4 separate regions of the Mus musculus genome follow, and all the other regions are linked to region 1. A link is a loop called in an ENCODE intact Hi-C map of the cell type or tissue named here. Cell type or tissue: gastrocnemius. All regions are shown on one strand. Region 1 overlaps Panx1 (pannexin 1). Region 2 overlaps Gpr83 (G protein-coupled receptor 83). Region 3 has its middle 2.8 kb from the start of 1700012B09Rik. Region 4 overlaps Mre11a (MRE11A homolog A, double strand break repair nuclease).

What was found. A loop is a pair of places that touch in the nucleus more often than their neighbours do. Peaks named below come from ENCODE experiments on the same cell type or tissue, not always from the same donor. Only the 100,000 strongest peaks of a DNase experiment are listed, where the experiment ranks them.
Region 2: it touches region 1 in a loop (7-fold over the local background); 33 of 42 quality-filtered maps call a loop at or near these places.
Region 3: it touches region 1 in a loop (5-fold over the local background); 26 of 42 quality-filtered maps call a loop at or near these places.
Region 4: a loop joins it to region 1, with 3 times the contacts of the local background. A loop is called at or near these places in 4 of 42 quality-filtered maps.

The regions. Positions count from the first base shown.
Region 1 is chr9:15,013,347-15,017,346 of GRCm38, reverse strand. The region is part of intron 2 of Panx1 (pannexin 1); the gene reads left to right. Among named protein-coding and RNA genes, the nearest start is that of Panx1, 30 kb to the left of the region's middle. In gastrocnemius, a CTCF peak has its summit at 1,599 (motif pointing right); DNase peaks (open chromatin) are centred at 1,340, 1,598 and 1,915; H3K27ac peaks cover 617 bases.
Region 2 is chr9:14,865,092-14,869,091 of GRCm38, reverse strand. It overlaps Gpr83 (G protein-coupled receptor 83), which reads right to left. Exons shown (of 4, transcript NM_010287.3): 3 at 2,110-2,243; 4 at 1-917. The coding sequence ends at 293. Among named protein-coding and RNA genes, the nearest start is that of Gpr83, 6.9 kb to the right of the region's middle. In gastrocnemius, a CTCF peak has its summit at 1,834; a DNase peak (open chromatin) is centred at 1,866.
Region 3 is chr9:14,771,850-14,775,849 of GRCm38, reverse strand. No RefSeq gene overlaps it. Among named protein-coding and RNA genes, the nearest start is that of 1700012B09Rik, 2.8 kb to the right of the region's middle. In gastrocnemius, a CTCF peak has its summit at 1,842 (motif pointing left); no DNase peak of the experiment used is centred here.
Region 4 is chr9:14,823,361-14,827,360 of GRCm38, reverse strand. Mre11a (MRE11A homolog A, double strand break repair nuclease) reads right to left here. Exons shown (of 20, transcript NM_018736.3): 15 at 2,004-2,220; 16 at 746-826. Among named protein-coding and RNA genes, the nearest start is that of Gpr83, 35 kb to the left of the region's middle. In gastrocnemius, a CTCF peak has its summit at 2,403 (motif pointing left); no DNase peak of the experiment used is centred here.

The DNA.
Region 1 (4,000 bases):
AGCTCAGCACCAGCTGCCCAGGGAGTGGTGCTGCCTGCAATAGGCTACTTCCTCCTATCAGTTAGTAATAGTGACAGCCCCTGCCCCTGAGACACACCTCCAGGCCACTCTAAGTGAATTCATCCGAGGCTCCCCACCAGGTGACTATAGGCTGTGTCAAGCTGACAGTCAAAGCTACTGAGGACAGACTCTGGGGAGCAGTGGCACTGAGAGGCAGGAGTAAAGGGCAGATTATCCTGTACATATAAGCTTGTCAGTACAGTAGGGTGAGCCAGATGCTTCCAGGGCTATTCTGGGGCAGAGACCAAGATGAAGGACATGGGTGTGGTGGCAGGGGTTGAATTTTGTCACCCAAGATTATGTTGCCATCTTAACCCTGTATACTGAGAGTATGACTTGAGTTGAACAGTTTGTTAGAGATTCAGTCGTGAGTTATGAGGACCAACCCTGGAGCTGATGGTGTCCTCTTACGAGGAGAAAAATTGCACATAGACACACGTCAAGGGGAGAGAATGTGGGGACACTTGTGGGGGAGGTGGCCTCCCCAGGGCCTTCGGAGGGAGTTCTGTAGGACTGGCCTACAGAACAGTCAGAGAAAAGACTCATTGTCCACGGCCTTGCAGTGTGTGGGATTTGATTGTGAGAGTCCCGGAAATGAGCAGGGCTTACAGTCAAGATGGCTCACTGTTTAAGAGCAGGCTCTGGTCTGCAGAGGACCTTGGTCTCTGAGGCTCTTAGTTTTAGCATCCACCCCTGCCTGTACCTCCTGTTCCAGGGGATCCGACCCCCACACATACCTAATACACACACTCTCACACACATAGACATAATTAAAAATTAGGTAAATCTAAAATATATACTTTTCCAAGATTGTTCCCTAACTAGAGAAGTAGCCCATGCCAACTGGACATAAAGCTGTGGCTTTGGAGTTGGGCACAAATCAGTAATCATAGCTGCTATATTCCCACACGGAATGTTTTTCAGTTTTTTGCCTTGTAAAAATAAAATATAGAAATATGTTTAATCTAAAACTTAAAAAAACAGTAAACATATGTTATAGTGGTACAATTTACATGTTAAATAACAATGCAATAGGATGATCTTATATAGCTTTAAATAGAAGAAATGGGAGAATTTTCAGATTACAAAACCCCTTTCCTCAGAACAGTCTTTTTAAGTCACTTTTTTGAGTGACTAATCGTGCTTAATTCCTGTTGTTCAGCTTACAGTCCTCTGCATATCCATCCACTGAGCTCCGACCTCCCAGACAAAGCTCAGTGTCCACTAAACTCCCATTCCTCAGCTCTTGGCAGCCGCCTAGCTTGTGTGTCCACCAGGCATGGCTCTCAAGGGACTAGGGGTTCAGGGTGTGTGTAAGCATGTCTCAATTCAGTGCCAGCTAAACTCCAGAGACATTCTTCAGGGTAATGTTCAAGTGTCTGTCACCATGGACTGGCATTGTCAATTCTCCCTGTTGACTAGGCTGACCTTCTCTTATCCCTTCCTCTGGACTCCTACCCCTGCTTTTTTCACAGCTGATGGCTACCCCTGGCACTAAGAGCAGGTATTTTTTGCTGGGCAAGTGAGTGCATCCAGGATACCAGCAGAGGGCGCTCTAAGACTGCTTGAACTCTGTTCTCTAGTCTCGTTCAGCTCATCATGGACAAAGATTAATCAGATTTCTCTGAAACAGAGCACTTAAAAGAAAACGGGAAAGAATAGAAAATACTTAACAAAGTGGGCAAAATATTTTTCTAAAGCAGAGTCATAGAGACTTGGAGGATTCACTGGAAACCTCTGGCATTACCTGGAATATGTACAAACCCGGGAATGAACCCCACCCACACTTGCTAGAGTAGAACTTTTAACATTGGGGTTAGTGCCAGGAAAGTGGTGTTCTCAGAATCCTTCAAGATTCTGGGCAGGCTTGGATCCCTGAGTGGGCGCCACCAGACTAGACTGCTGTTGCTCAGACAGTGTGAGCCTGCACACCAGTGTGCCATTGTGGGGATGTCGACTCAGACCTGCAATTCCATGTCTGGCTTAGTTCATTTCTGTTGCTGTGATAGAACACCTTGACAAATTCCGCTTACAGGAGAAGTAGCTAATGTCAGCTGCAGGTTATAGCCCATGTCTTCGTCTATACATCTGACTATGGGGAAGTCAAGGCAACAGAACCTGAAACAGCCACATCGCATCCACGGACGAGGGCAGAGAGGAATGAATACAACGTGGTCATTGCTTGCTTGTACCCAGCTTGATCTTTCCACTCTCGTGCAGTTTAGGACCCCAGCCCCACCTAGGGAATGGTGCTTCTCACAGTGGGCTAGCTTTCCCACATCGATTGTCTTAGGGCAGTTTCCCACAACCATGCCCTGGGTCGAATCAATGTACATGGTCTCTCAGTGAGACTCCTAGATGATTCTAAGTTGTGTCAAGTTGACAAAGCTAGCCATTACAGGGACTCTGGCAGCTTCAGGAATGAGAGAGAAGCCACTGGTCTGAGGACCACAACACTAGGTCAGGTTGGCTAACTGTGACACCATATATTGTCAAGCCAAAGCCAAATATAGTTCTATACCAGTAACCACTTACCCATTAATCTACACACTCTTCTCACAGTCTGCAGCCAAAGGGAATGGCAGCAGAGGTAACAGTGTGGCTCCCAGTGTCAGGGTGCTTCACAGGAGAACTTTGTCTGGTCTGCAGTACTGAAGTGCTCTCAGACAAGGGCAGAGTACCACTGTGACATCTAGACCCAGGCAGAGCTTTGCCTCTTGCACGATGCTCTGAATCTTCTGGCTCCATCCTTTCCTTCTTCTGCTTGCTGTCTTCTCCAGGCCTCTGAGGTGCTACCCGCTGCTCAGATGCCAACAGGCACAAAGCCTGATTGTCTTCTCCTTGACATCTTTCCTGTCTCCATTCTGAAAACTGCTCAGGGCTCATTGCTGCCATTTTTTCCCATATTTGGAAACTGACTCTAGGTGAGTTTTTATCTGACCATCCCAGCACAGGCCTGACATCCTTTGTACTTTTGTCTTTCAATACAAGATGCTTTAGTTTTTGCCTGCTTCCTGTCCCTTCCAGTATTCACTCTGTCTGACCCTGATGTATCGCAGGGCCCCAGCTTGCTTCCTCTCTCTGGGTCCTCCCCCACCCCCCCCCCACCCCCCGCCCCGGGGTGATCAGTGCTATGGTACCCTTGGCTACAGCTGTCTGTTCTTTCAGGACCTGAAGCACAAGCCAGACCCTCCCTTTCCTCTCACCTGTTATTGTGTAGCTCCACCAGGCTCTTCTTCACTGGAGGCATCTCCTACCAGCCTCTCACCTTCGATGTGCCGCTATGTGCCCCCTGCCTTGCTGCCTCTGCATCCTCTGTAGGCTTTGTGGTTTTGCAAAAGTGTTTTTGACCACTCTCTACTGGTGGTTTCCTGCTGTGTAAAAGAGTTGGGGTCCTTTATAGTTTCCTTGCTGGCTAACATTTTATGTTCCCCAGAGCCCCTATAAAAAACTGTAACAGATCAGAACAAACTCCACAGTGGGGATTCATTCTCTTGCATGATCCATTGACTAACTCTAAAGGGAAATGCTGACAGAGATGAGAGGATGGTAGACAGAGGTGTCCAGTGTCTGCCTTCATCTCACCAGACTCCCTCCTGTGGCCTGTCGTTACTGCCACCAGTTTTTTGGCTAACTATGTTTGCAGAGACCATATTTCAAACAGTTTCAGACTCAAAGTTTCTTGTTTTTTGTTGGTTTTGGTTTTTTGTTTTCAATTTATGTGTGTTTTGCCTTCATACATGTCTGTGTACCATGGGCTTTGATTTCTAATTGTTAGGCTGTGTAGTCTTTGGGAAGGTGCTGCTACTTGAACCAGTGTGTGTTGGGGGCAGGCAGGGGCATCCTGTGCACTGCCTGGCATAAAGCAGATGCCCGGGGCCTTAAATATGTTTTAAGTCATCATCCCCTTCCACATTCGATAAGGCGAGGGCCATATCCC
Region 2 (4,000 bases), 150 kb after region 1:
AGTCCCCCTGTGGTTGCTCAGCAGTAGGAAGGGCAAGGTGGCAGATGCTACACAATTGGAGGTGGTTGACTGGACCAGCCTCTGTTGAAGCTGAGGTGGTTTCCAGAGCTCTTGCTCAAAGATCTACACACACCACCTCATGGCATCTTCTAGAAAGTTTGCAAATCAGATGGGGCTGGACAGGTTCCTAGGAACCCAAGCATCTCACTGCTTCTGTGTTACTTTCCAACTCTGTTAGTGTCTGGTCAATTGTGAGAGGAAAGAACCCTCCCCCACCAACTTCCAGCTTTCCCTAACTCATGGCCACAACGGGTTCCACAGATGACAGATCTGTCTTCCCAGACTGGATCTGGGAAGAGGGCAAGTGGTGATTAGGTAGTGGAGCCCTCCGACCATGGCTCTTCTCTGTCCATGCCACCCTGAAGGAAGGAACTGGGGAGGGTAGCCTGTCTTCCTGCGGCTTGGGTGGCCTTTGGCACATGCTCAGCAATGCCTTAAGCTCAACCCTAAAGTTCTCATTGAGCCAGCAGTAGATGAAGGGGTTATAACAAGTACTGCTCATGGCAAACCAGTGGAAGGCAAAGTAGAGGGCATTGTTGGTGTGGATGGCCTTGCTGGACAAGAGGAGGACATAGCAGTTGAGAGGGAACCAGCAGAGGGCAAAGAGGACTACCACAAGCACCAGCATCTTCACGGTGGTCTTCTTCTTGCGTCGCAGGGCGAGGTACTGCTCTGTGGTCACGTCGCCAATGGTGTTACAGAGCCACAGCTTCTTGGCCACACGAGCATAGGCCACTGAGATAATGAAGAGTGGAAGTAGGTAGAGCAGGATGAAGGTGGCCAGGTCCAGATACTTCCAGAAGAGGTCAGCTGGCTCCGGGAAGTCCGGCAGGCAGAGGGAGCGCACAATGTCCTCACTGAGCCAGGGGTTGGGGGGTAGAGGAGGAAGGAAGATGACTGGCTATGAGTGAGGGTGTCAGTATTACCATGTCCTATGGAGGAATGCTGGCCTCCCTACCTAAGGCTGGGCAATCTGTCACAGCCTTTTTGGTATGCAGCCTAAGCATCCCATCATGCTTCACTCTCCATGGAACATTTTATAGAGGTCAGGAAGACTCCAGACTCTGTGTCCCCTAAACCTGGCATTACCTTTTGGACACAGTGGGTCCACAGATATTCAATGAATGAATGAATGAATGAATGATGAATGAACGGATCAATGAAGGAATGAAACAGCGATGTCCCTGCTTAGGAAACCAGCTCTTTCTTGAGTCCCCTTTGTAATCAGTGCTCACCCCAAAGAGCAACCATTAAAACAGATGGAAGGTCAGGAGAGCAGGTGGTACAGTACACATGCCTCTAGCCCTGTCCAGGCCTTACTAGCTTCCTTACACATTCTTTCTAGAAACGGAAGGAGGAGGCAGCTGTTTCCCAGGGGAAAGCTGTAAGATGACAAAACCACTCAAAGTTCCCTCCTTGGTTCACTGTTGGTGAATGTGTACTGCAGGTTTGCAGTGTGGAGGCAGAGTTAGGGATCGACTCAGAGAGATCATGAGTTCAAAGTGAGATCGCTCTTCCTTCTGTGCAGTCTGCCATGGAGAAAGGCGATTATGAAGTAGGTGTGGGTTCTGTTGTTGTTTTTAACTGAGTGTTTGAAAGAAGGAGTTTACCATTTGGTAGGAGCATATGTTAAGGATCAAACTGGGTAGTGGGGGGATAGGGAATCCTGCCTCAGAAGCATATACTCATGCTTATTTTCTTTCTAAGTTCTGCGAGCAGGGAATTCTTGCTTATTTTAAACAGGGCTGAGTGGTTATCTGTGTGAGCACACACTCCCTGGTGGCAGAACCTGGTAACTACTGCCTTGCCCTTGCAAACGGACTAGAAAGCAAGGGTGGGTTGAAAAGAGGATGCAGGGACTCAGCATGGGCCACGAGACAGGATGAGAACTGGCAAGAACAGCTCATGAGGCACGTGCGCTCGACAGCGAGAGTCACATCCAGAGGGGGCTCCTGTTTAGTCCCAGTGACTGTGGGCCAGGTCTATTCTGGAGGTCAGCATGGTACACTCTCCCTTGAGCCCCAGGCTACTCCAACTAACACTTCTCACCTGTACTTGAAGGTAAACAGTTTCTGGCAGATGGCATGTGGCAGAGAGAAGAAGGTAGCCATGACCCAGATGACAGCAATATATATGACACCCTTGGTGATGGAGATCCGAGGCTTCAGTGGATGCATGATGACCTAGAAAACACGTGAAGGTCTCACAGCTGAGGGTGAAAGCAGGTAAGAGCCCAGGTCTTGTTTATTAAAGGCTGTGTACCCTTTACTTTCCCTGGTGATGCCCGCATGGCACTAGGCAGTCAAGGAGTTAAATGGAGGTCACCCCTACCACAGCAGCTCACCTCCAGGGGTGGGAAGAGGGTGTCATGTAGACTCTGTGACTCCTGGAAGTCCCAAGGCCTCTTGCAAGTGAAAAGAGCAGGGCAGAGTGAGGAGGGTACAAAGGTGACAGAAGGGGACCTGAGCTCGCCCCCATCTCCTCGAGGCCTGACCATCTTCTGTAGTTCCAGACCCTGGACGGTATAGAGGGTTCTGACCATAAGGAGCAATCGCTTGTCACCCACTGCAAGAAGAGTGGGTGGCTGATTTGATGCCACCCACTAAACCCATTACTAAATTCCAACCCAGACTGATTTCCATGCACTTCAAAGGGAACCTATATCGCAGACATGGAGCCAAAATGTGTCTTGGAATTGATATTGTGTTTTAGCCAATCAACTCTTCTAAGAAGCTTAAATAATGTGAGACTCGTTCCTGGGGCAGAGGTTCTCCAGATCTCTGATGGAATTGGTGGAGACTAACCAGAGGTAAGGAACAGTTGTGTGCAAACTTTCCTCAGCGGGTTGTGGCATACCTGTGCTATGGGAAGACCTGATTCTAACATGATCAAGGCAGTTTGGAAATAGAGCGATCTCAAATTTGGGCAGTCCATCCCTCAACCAATGTGTAAATTCCTTCAGGAACACTCTTTTCAAGCTGTCACCAGATGCACTTAGATGTGGCTGGTGACATGGGACACTGTGTCCTTGGCAGCTCTGTCCACTTTGAACATTTATTTTTACTTGAAAGCCATTCCTCACATTGAATGGGGACTTTGAGTGTGGGTCTTTGGAGCCAGTTCTCTATTGGGCCGTATCATGCTTCTTGGGTCCTCTCAGAGCAAACATTGGTTCTTTATCTGGAGGATACTTGCTTTGTAGGTCTGTTTAAATCATCACAGTGCAGGACACTCTAGCAATAAGAGCTTGATCTTGGAGCTAGACACATGCTGGACCTAATGTGATCATTCTTGGTCACATGATCATGGCAAAGCGTGCGCATTTCTGAACCTGACTCTTACTTTTTAATATGGTCTAATCCGGTGGTTCTCAAGGTTTTCAACCTGTGGGTCACGACCATCAGAAAACACATGGTTCTGATGACCTTAGAAACTGAGACACTGCTCACTGGCAGCACTATAGTTATGAAGTAGCAACAACATGATTTTATGGCTGGAGGTCACCACAACATGAGAAACTGCATTAAAGGGTCACACATTAAGAAGGTTGAAAACCACTCAGCAATATGTGCTTATGGAGTTTGTGGGTGCAATATACCTGGGCCCAGAGTTGGCCTCTTCCAAAAGGGATGACCTTGGGTCCTCTTTGAGTGCCTACCACCCATGGGGCAACACCCCATATGCTCACTCCTGTGCTAACAGCCCACCTCTCCTGCTAGCAGTACACTGGTGTGTGTTCCTACTACACTGTCTGGGCCAGAGACTCTCCGTGTCCCACCTAAGCCCTCTCTGACCTGCAGTTATCTGCATCTGCTTCTTTATTCCCATCTGTGATTTTCTGTGTTTGCTTTTCTACTACCAAAATAATTCCTTACGTTCCGCGATGGGAACCAGCAGAGAGCCTTCCCTTCAACAACAAAATGCAAATAGCCATTTGCAA
Region 3 (4,000 bases), 240 kb after region 1:
ACAGAGAACAGTGAACCCACAGACACAGTGACGCCCCGCAGACATGTAGAACTTAGACACTTTCATAACTAAGACACTGTGGCCAATGAACACCTCCTCCTCATTTCCTTCTGTGTCCTACCCTGGAAAACACATTTCTACTCCACACCAATGAGCTTACTTGTTTCAACAACCTCATATAAGTACATGTATTAGTCAGGGTTCTCTAGAGTCCCAGAACTTATAGATAGTGTCTATATAGTAAAGGAATTTATTGATGACTTGCAGTCTGCAGTCCAATTCCCAACAATGGTTCAGTAGTAGCTGTGAATGGAAGTCCAAGGATCTAGCAGTTACTCAGTCCCACACAGCAAGCAGGGGAAGGAGTGAGAGTGAGATTCCCCTCTTCCAATGTCTTTATATGGACTCCAGCAGAAGGTGTAGCCCAGATTAAAGGTGTGTACCACCACATCTTTAATCCCAGATGACCTTGAACTCAGTGATCTCCCTGTCTTAATCTTCTGGAATCCATAGCCACTATGCCTCAAGATCTTCATACCAAGATCCAGGTCAGAAACTTCTATATCCCAGCCTCCAGATTAGGGTCACTGGTGAGCCTTCCAATTCTGGATTGTAGTTCATTCCAAATATAGTCAAGTTGACAACCAGGAATAGCCACTACGGTACAATTACACAATAAGAAGCAAATCTCACTTTGGAGCATAAAAATACAAATAGGCAAAAGTCTCTGAAAAATGGCTGGTAACTTACACTACCTTGTTTCAAGACTAGATGTGAAGTAGAGGAGTGGGGCAGTGGGTTACTAGGCGATGGTAGCAGTCAACAGATTAAATTTGAAACACATCCAGATACTGATAACTACTTGACTTATTTTTCTTGAAATGATTGTTCCTCTGGGGAGAAAACCCATTTATAGACAGAAAGACAAATCCCAGATTTGTTTAGTGACATGGACAATGGCCGGATTGCAGAATGGCTAGACAAGTCATCTTGTGGTTGGTTGGAACTTTCTACCTGTTGACTATGGGTGGTATTTAGGCAGGCGTGACTCTCAAAAATTTTTTTGCTGCCACAGTCCTTTGAGCAGAATATTGTTCTTTGCACAGAAAATATATTGCAACTACATTGATTTCTTTTAGTGGTTTTGCAGAACAGACTCACCTGATAGCCCAGGTTGGCTTGACTTCATGGTCTCCTGCTTCAGCCTACAGAGTTTTGGAATTACAGGTCTGGACCACTACACTCAGTTTCAGTGAAGATAATTTTTGAAGGTAGATATCCAGGAATAACTAATTTTATCCTCTTATTTTTTTTATAGCACATAGGAACACATAATGACCTCTTACCCAAATTCTAGGAAGTACATTTTCTTGGGGATCCTTTGAGATATTGCAAGTTATCAATAATTGCATGTTAAAAGTCATTGGAATTTTAAAATCCCAAGCAAGCCCTTATAAGGAGCAGCTTCTCCAATAACTTACAGACAAGGAAATAAAGCCAATTACCCCTTAATTTAATCCAACTGGAAACATTCAATAAATTTGAAATGATGGCTACTTACAAGAATGATTGGTTGGCTTTGAAAATAATTTAGGGCTGTAGGAATTGAGAGGAGATGCTGGAGTGAGTACAGAATCCACTTCTCTGAAGCAATATAGCACAGAGCACCCTGTTACTTACTTGTTATTCAAAACCTAAACCAATGGGTAAGAGTTCTTGAAACCTGTCCTAAATGTGAAGAATTAAGCTTACAATGTTAACTCCCTGGCAATGGGCAAAGGCGGCCCTTGGTGGTGGTGATGTTCTATGTCCGTCAAGGGCAGAACAGATCTTTGGTTTTTGTCTCCACCTGGTGTACATTTTGGTCAGTTTCATTTAATCACAAAGAGGAAAAATCTACTACCCTGGTTTGGTTTTTGTCTTTTGCTTGTTCTTTTTGTTTGTTTGTTTGTTTTTCCAGAATAAAAAAAATAGAAATAGCTAAAATAATATCTTATAGATTTTGCCAATAATTTATACACAAAAGAATTTGAAGTGGCATACACATATGGTGATTGAAAACTTTAAAAGGCAAAGCCATAGAAGAAAGAAGAAAATAAAGTACCTAAAGTAATGCAGTGACTACAACCAAAAAGTAAATAAGTTCCAAGTTTTTGCTGTTGGAGAAAAGAGGAAACAAGAACTGTGTAATTCTTTATTATTTGATCAAATATACCACACTGTTTTATTATTAAGTTTTCAGGTTAACTACAATATGCTTAATCTTTACCTTGTAGAGATATAACATACAGACACAAACTTAGAAACCTTGATGAACTATATACAAAATGAACAAAACTGTGTAGCTGCCTGCAAATCAAGGTGCAAAATACAGTTGGAATCCCCAAAGCCTGCTTTGCACACCCTCGGTATTGGTATTTCCACAACGCTAGCCACTAGCACACCCTCAGCTATAAAGCTAGCCACTATTCTTTCCTAAAGCTGTCCATTACTCTGACTTCATCATTAATTTCTGCTACACCACGGAATAATTTACTATGTACAACATCACATCTGTGGATCTCTCACATTTCTACATAAAGAAGGAGTTTGCTGCTTCTCATTATGGTATTCTAAGAACACAATAATGGATAGTTATATCTTAGTTCTAATTTTTCTGTGAGCCTTTGGGGCTCTGGTGAAAGGTGCCGCTGGGACCACTCTGGGGCACCTTTTGGGTGCATCTATTCCACAGTTCGTGTGTGTCTCATATGAGGACTGCAAAGTACTTACATTCTCTAGTAAAAGCAAAAACAAACAAAAAATCACTAGCTCTTCAAACTGGTTAACATTTACACTTTTGTTCCTGACAAGCTCTTACTATGTTGCCCCAGCTGGACAGAAACAACCCTCCTACCTAACCCTCTATGGCCAGCTTAGGTGATGCTCAACAGTAGGGAAGGAGAACCCAGTTGCTATGCGCCTTCCAACCCCTGTGACTGATGCTGGACTGTTTGCTGTTTGTTGGTTTAGCAAGCAACCACTCTAACACGTGGAAAGTAACAGCTCCTTGAAGACTGCATTCCATGGTCTGTTGAGTAACAGTTTGGGACAATGTCTCATGTGCTTGTCAGCTGTTTGGATCTCCTTTTTTGTCATGTATCCATCTGTCTATTTTTCTCCAATCTCTTGCTGAGTTGTATGCCCTCTTTACACTGATCTGTAGGAGTTCTTTATGTAATCTGGGTCCTCATTATTTGTTGGCCAATGTGTTTTGAGAAAATTTTCTTCCAGTCTGTGACTTGATTCCTCACACTCTTAATAGCTGACTTCAATCAAGAGACTCTCTTAATTTTTATGTTCTCTAACTTATCATTTTCTTATGGTTAATGCCTTTTGTTGTTTGTATAAGAAATTGTTCCTAACTTCAGGGTCATGCCATGTTCAATAGTTATCGCCTAGAAGTCTTGGTGCTTCACCTTTATGGCCATGATCCATCTTAATCTGCTTGTGGTGGTTTGAACTTGCTTGGCCTCTGGGGAGTGGTAATGTTAAGAGTGGCTTTGTTGGAGGAAGTGTGTCACTGTGTGTCACTGTGTGTCACTGTGTGTCACTGTGTGGGCTTTAGAGGGTTCCTCCCATGCTCAGGCTCCTCCCATTGCAGAAGAGGCCCTCCTCCTAGATGCCTGGAAGATAGTCTTCTCCTGACTGCCTTTGGATCAAGATGTAGAACTTTCAGCTCCTTCTCCAGCACCATGCCTAAATGCTGCCATGCTTCCTATTACGATGATAATGGACTCTCTGAGTCTGGAAGCCAGCCTCAATGAAGTGTTTGCCTTTACATGACTTACCTTGGTCATGGTGCCTCATAGCAATGGAAACCCTAAGACGCTGCTGTTTGAGTTTACTGTTCACTAGAAGTCAAGGTTCAAGTTTTTTCCAGATGAGCAACCACTTCATCTAATTCCACTGCTTAATAGTTTCTTCCCTCTATTATATCTGGTGCTCATATAGTTAGGTC
Region 4 (4,000 bases), 190 kb after region 1:
CAAACAAACAAACAAACAAACAAAACAAAACAAAAAAAAAGGATGGGTGGGGACATGTCAACCCAGACAGAAGTTCAAGAGCACAGCAGAGTGTCATGACACACCAGTGCACATACCTCTACACAGCCCAATGAGTCCTAAACAGGATAACCACCACCACGACCACCACCACCACCACCACCACCACCACAAGTAAGACCACAGAGAGTAAGCTGAGGGAAAAAGAGGTTTTACTTTAAGGAAAGGTAACAGCTGATACCTTCCAACAATGAAAACAGGAAGAGTTCCTTTAATTAAGGTGAGTATACACACTGGTATCAAGGAATGTTTCACACAAAACCATTAACCCTGAATGAGAAAGGGCAGGCTGGGCTGAGGCACTGGTTTAGCCACTGAGCCTAGTATCATGCTGAGCTCACTGGGGCTTTGGCAGGGAAGCATACACACTTCAACACTCTGTTTTTGTAGTCCACCATTTCCTATTTTTTATAGTAATAAGCTCTTGAAGGTGCCTCCTGATGCACCAGACATTGGGATCTACTTGTTTTATCCATGGAATTACTCAGCTCAGCTCAGCTCAGTCCCCCACGCACACTGCAAAGCTGCCTCTCCAAGCCTAAGAACTATTTCTCCAGAGTGTTTTAGCCTGACATCTCAATGGCTGCTACTACAGTGAGTGCAGTTACCAGGGAGGCGCCTTCAACCTTCCTGGGATGGAAAATATAAGCTACAGCTCTGTACTCACCGTCTATAATGGACATGTTTCTAGATGTTGATGAGGTGGCCTTTGAGCTCCTGCCTCGAGTAGTGATCTCCAGCCCAGTGTCTGCAAGAGGAATCACAGTGGTCAGGAACCTCCCTCTGCACAATGCAGAAGGGAGAGCTCACTAACAAACAGTGCACAGAAAGCCAGCAGCACATACAAAACAGAGTCTGAGCGTCAGATTTCAGACTGTCCTTAGTCACCCTGGTCCTCGGTTACGCTTTAGGACACAAGCTGTAAGTGTAAAGATGATAAAACAACCACAGACTGATTCTTCAGAGCTCTTTTTTGATTTGTTTGTTTTTCCGAGACAGGTCTCACCATGTAGCTCTAGCTGCATGGGAACTTACTATGTAGACCAAGCTCACAGAAATCTGAGTGTGCACTACCATGCCTGGCTCTTCAAAGCTCTTATAGTAAGTCATTCTTTATGTTACCAGCTCAGGTTCCCTAGGATAAAATATTCTTTTTACATTTTTTAAATTTTTATGTGTATGTGTGATGATGCAAGTTTATGGCCTCACATGTATGCAGGATCCTGTAGAGCAGAAACAAGCATAGGATCCCCTGGAACTGAAGTTATAGACAGTTGTGAGCTGCCATGTAGGTGCTGGGAATTGAACCCAGGTCATCTAGAAGAACAGCTAGTGCTTTTAACCCCAGAGCCATGTACCCAGCCCTCCATGGACAAATATTCAATGAAGAACAATTCCTACTGAAAGATTTATGGACTATACTAGGAAATCACTGGATGGCAATGCTCTGTCATCTGGACCATCCAGAACTACAGTACCAGTGATGACAGCAGTGCTGTGACAGCCTTTAGAAGGTAAGCTGTTTAGTGTCCTTTTCACTCTTAAACAAGCTCAGAGAGACTAACATGTAAGTACTTTATCTCCTGATAGTAGCAATATTTCTCTGATCTAGAATTGTGATTTGCTAGCCACTTCCTTCATTCACATTTGTCAATCATTATTCCTCCATACATGAGAGAATATATACAGGAGAAGTATACAGTGAGGCTCTTAATTATAACTTAAAAACAACTAAAACCCTATGGCTGCACACAGCCAGTTACAAACTGTCCAAGTTCTACTACAGGTAGCTGTTACACATCACAAAAATAACAACTGTTTTAGAAACAAAACCTCCTAATTCAATTCTGACCAAAGGACACAACTTGGCCCTTCTCTTGTAGCTTGCAAGTTTGCATTGTTGAAAGACAAAGATGGGTGCTGACCTCGGCCTCTCTGAGAGCCTCCTCTAGGTGCCGAGCTCTGCCCTCTGGCTCCTCTTCGCCCTCGGCCTCGGCCTCGGCCTCTGCTCGGCACTGCTGACAGGCTGTCATCAGAGTCATTTGCTGTCTGCTCCGATGTATCAAAGCTCAGGTCCTCAGCACTAAAGGCTGAGGTGGAGGTCTCTGACTGTGATCTGAGGGCCCGGGCTCTGCTCATGGCCTGGGCAGCAGAGATGGCACATCAGCAGACAGCATCATACCCACCTCTCATTCAGTCATATCAACCCACTAACTAACTCAGTGTGCTATACAGATGTGGGAGGAGTGTCTCACACTGCCTTACCTTACCTGTGCTGCCACCCGCAGGAGACCTCTTACGAGGGTCTCCAAGAAAACTCGGGTTTGTACTCAGCACTTCTAGAACCAAAGAAGAGGCTGAAGATCACTCAGCATCCCACACAATGTTTGTAAAAGACAGTCATGAGCTTCTTTTTTAGAATGAGCTCTTAATTAAAAAGAGAAAGAAAAAACCATGACATTTTAGGGTGCATTTATTTTCTTTCTGATTTTTAAATATGGCAATTTCCTCTAAAATAAATTTTATATCCAGAAACACATGGATAATAAGTTGTTATCTTGTTTTATATATATATAACAATATATATATATATAACAATATATATAACAATATATATATATATATATATATAGTTATAAAAAGACTGAGAAAGGAGCTGGAGAGATGGCTCAGTGGTAAAGAGCACTGACTGCACTTCCAGAGGTCCAGAGTTTAATTCCCAGCAACCACATGGTGGCTCACAACCATCTGTAATGGGATCTAATGTCCTCTTCTAGTGTGTCTACAGTGTACTTACATAAAAAAAAAAAAAAAAAAGAGAAAGAAAAAGAAAAAAAGACTGAGAAAGAATCTTAGAACTAAGCATATCTACTTTCTTTATTTTATAAGAAATCATTTACAAAAGACAAATTTGAGATTTAGCCAAACACTAACTCTAAACGGATTTTTTTTTTAAATTAAAAATAGAATGAAAGCAAATGTGCCCTGACCTCTTCACTGAGATCTGTCAAAACATAAAAGAGAGAAGAAACCCCAAACAGGTTTTAATAAAACTAGAAAACAATTCCACCCCCCACCCCCACCCCTCCTCCCCGCTTCTGAAGAGTAAATACAGGCATCTGGGGAAAGCCGAACAGTGGGGAGTCACAATGCTGAGGCACAGCCCCACAGCAGACATAAGGCAAGTTATAAAGCGGTCTGATAGCAGGAGACCAGGGACTCCTCAAGCTCTAACAGGACCACTGGCATCAAGAGAGGTGGGGAGCACTAAATGAGATGGGTAGCAAGTAGGCAAGCTAGGAGTGGATGAGGACTGAAGCTGTAGGATATGAGGTACAAAGGAGGTAGGTTAATTCAGTTTCCAAAAAGCTAGGGAAAAGTTGAGGAGATAGCTCAGTAGACAGAGTGCTTGCTTTGGAAGCATAAGGATGTGAGTTCAAGCCCAGCACCCATGTGAAAGGCACGTACAGTGATCCCAACTTATAATTCCAACACTCGGGAGCCCAAAAAGGCAGGATCACTAGGCTCATGGCCAGCAAGATGTGCTGTCTCGGGGCGGGCAGGAGTGGCTAGGGAGCCGGTTTGATGGGTAAAGCGCTTGCTGTACAAGCATGAGGACCTGAGTGTGGGTCCAGAACCCACACTAAACGTCTGGGTGCCACTCATGCGTCTACTATCACGGCGCTGGGAAGAGGCAGACAATCTCTGCAGCATGTGAGCCTGCAGCTTAGTCTAATCAGTAAGCTCCAGGTTCAGTGAGAGACCCTGTCTCAAAAAATAAGGGAGAAAGCCATAGAGGAAGACACCCCACATTGATCTCTGGCCCCACGTGCACAAATAAACACATGTAAAGTAGCAGCATCTAAGAAAAACATTCAAGACTGTCCTCTGCATACATGTCCACACACAAACACATACACAC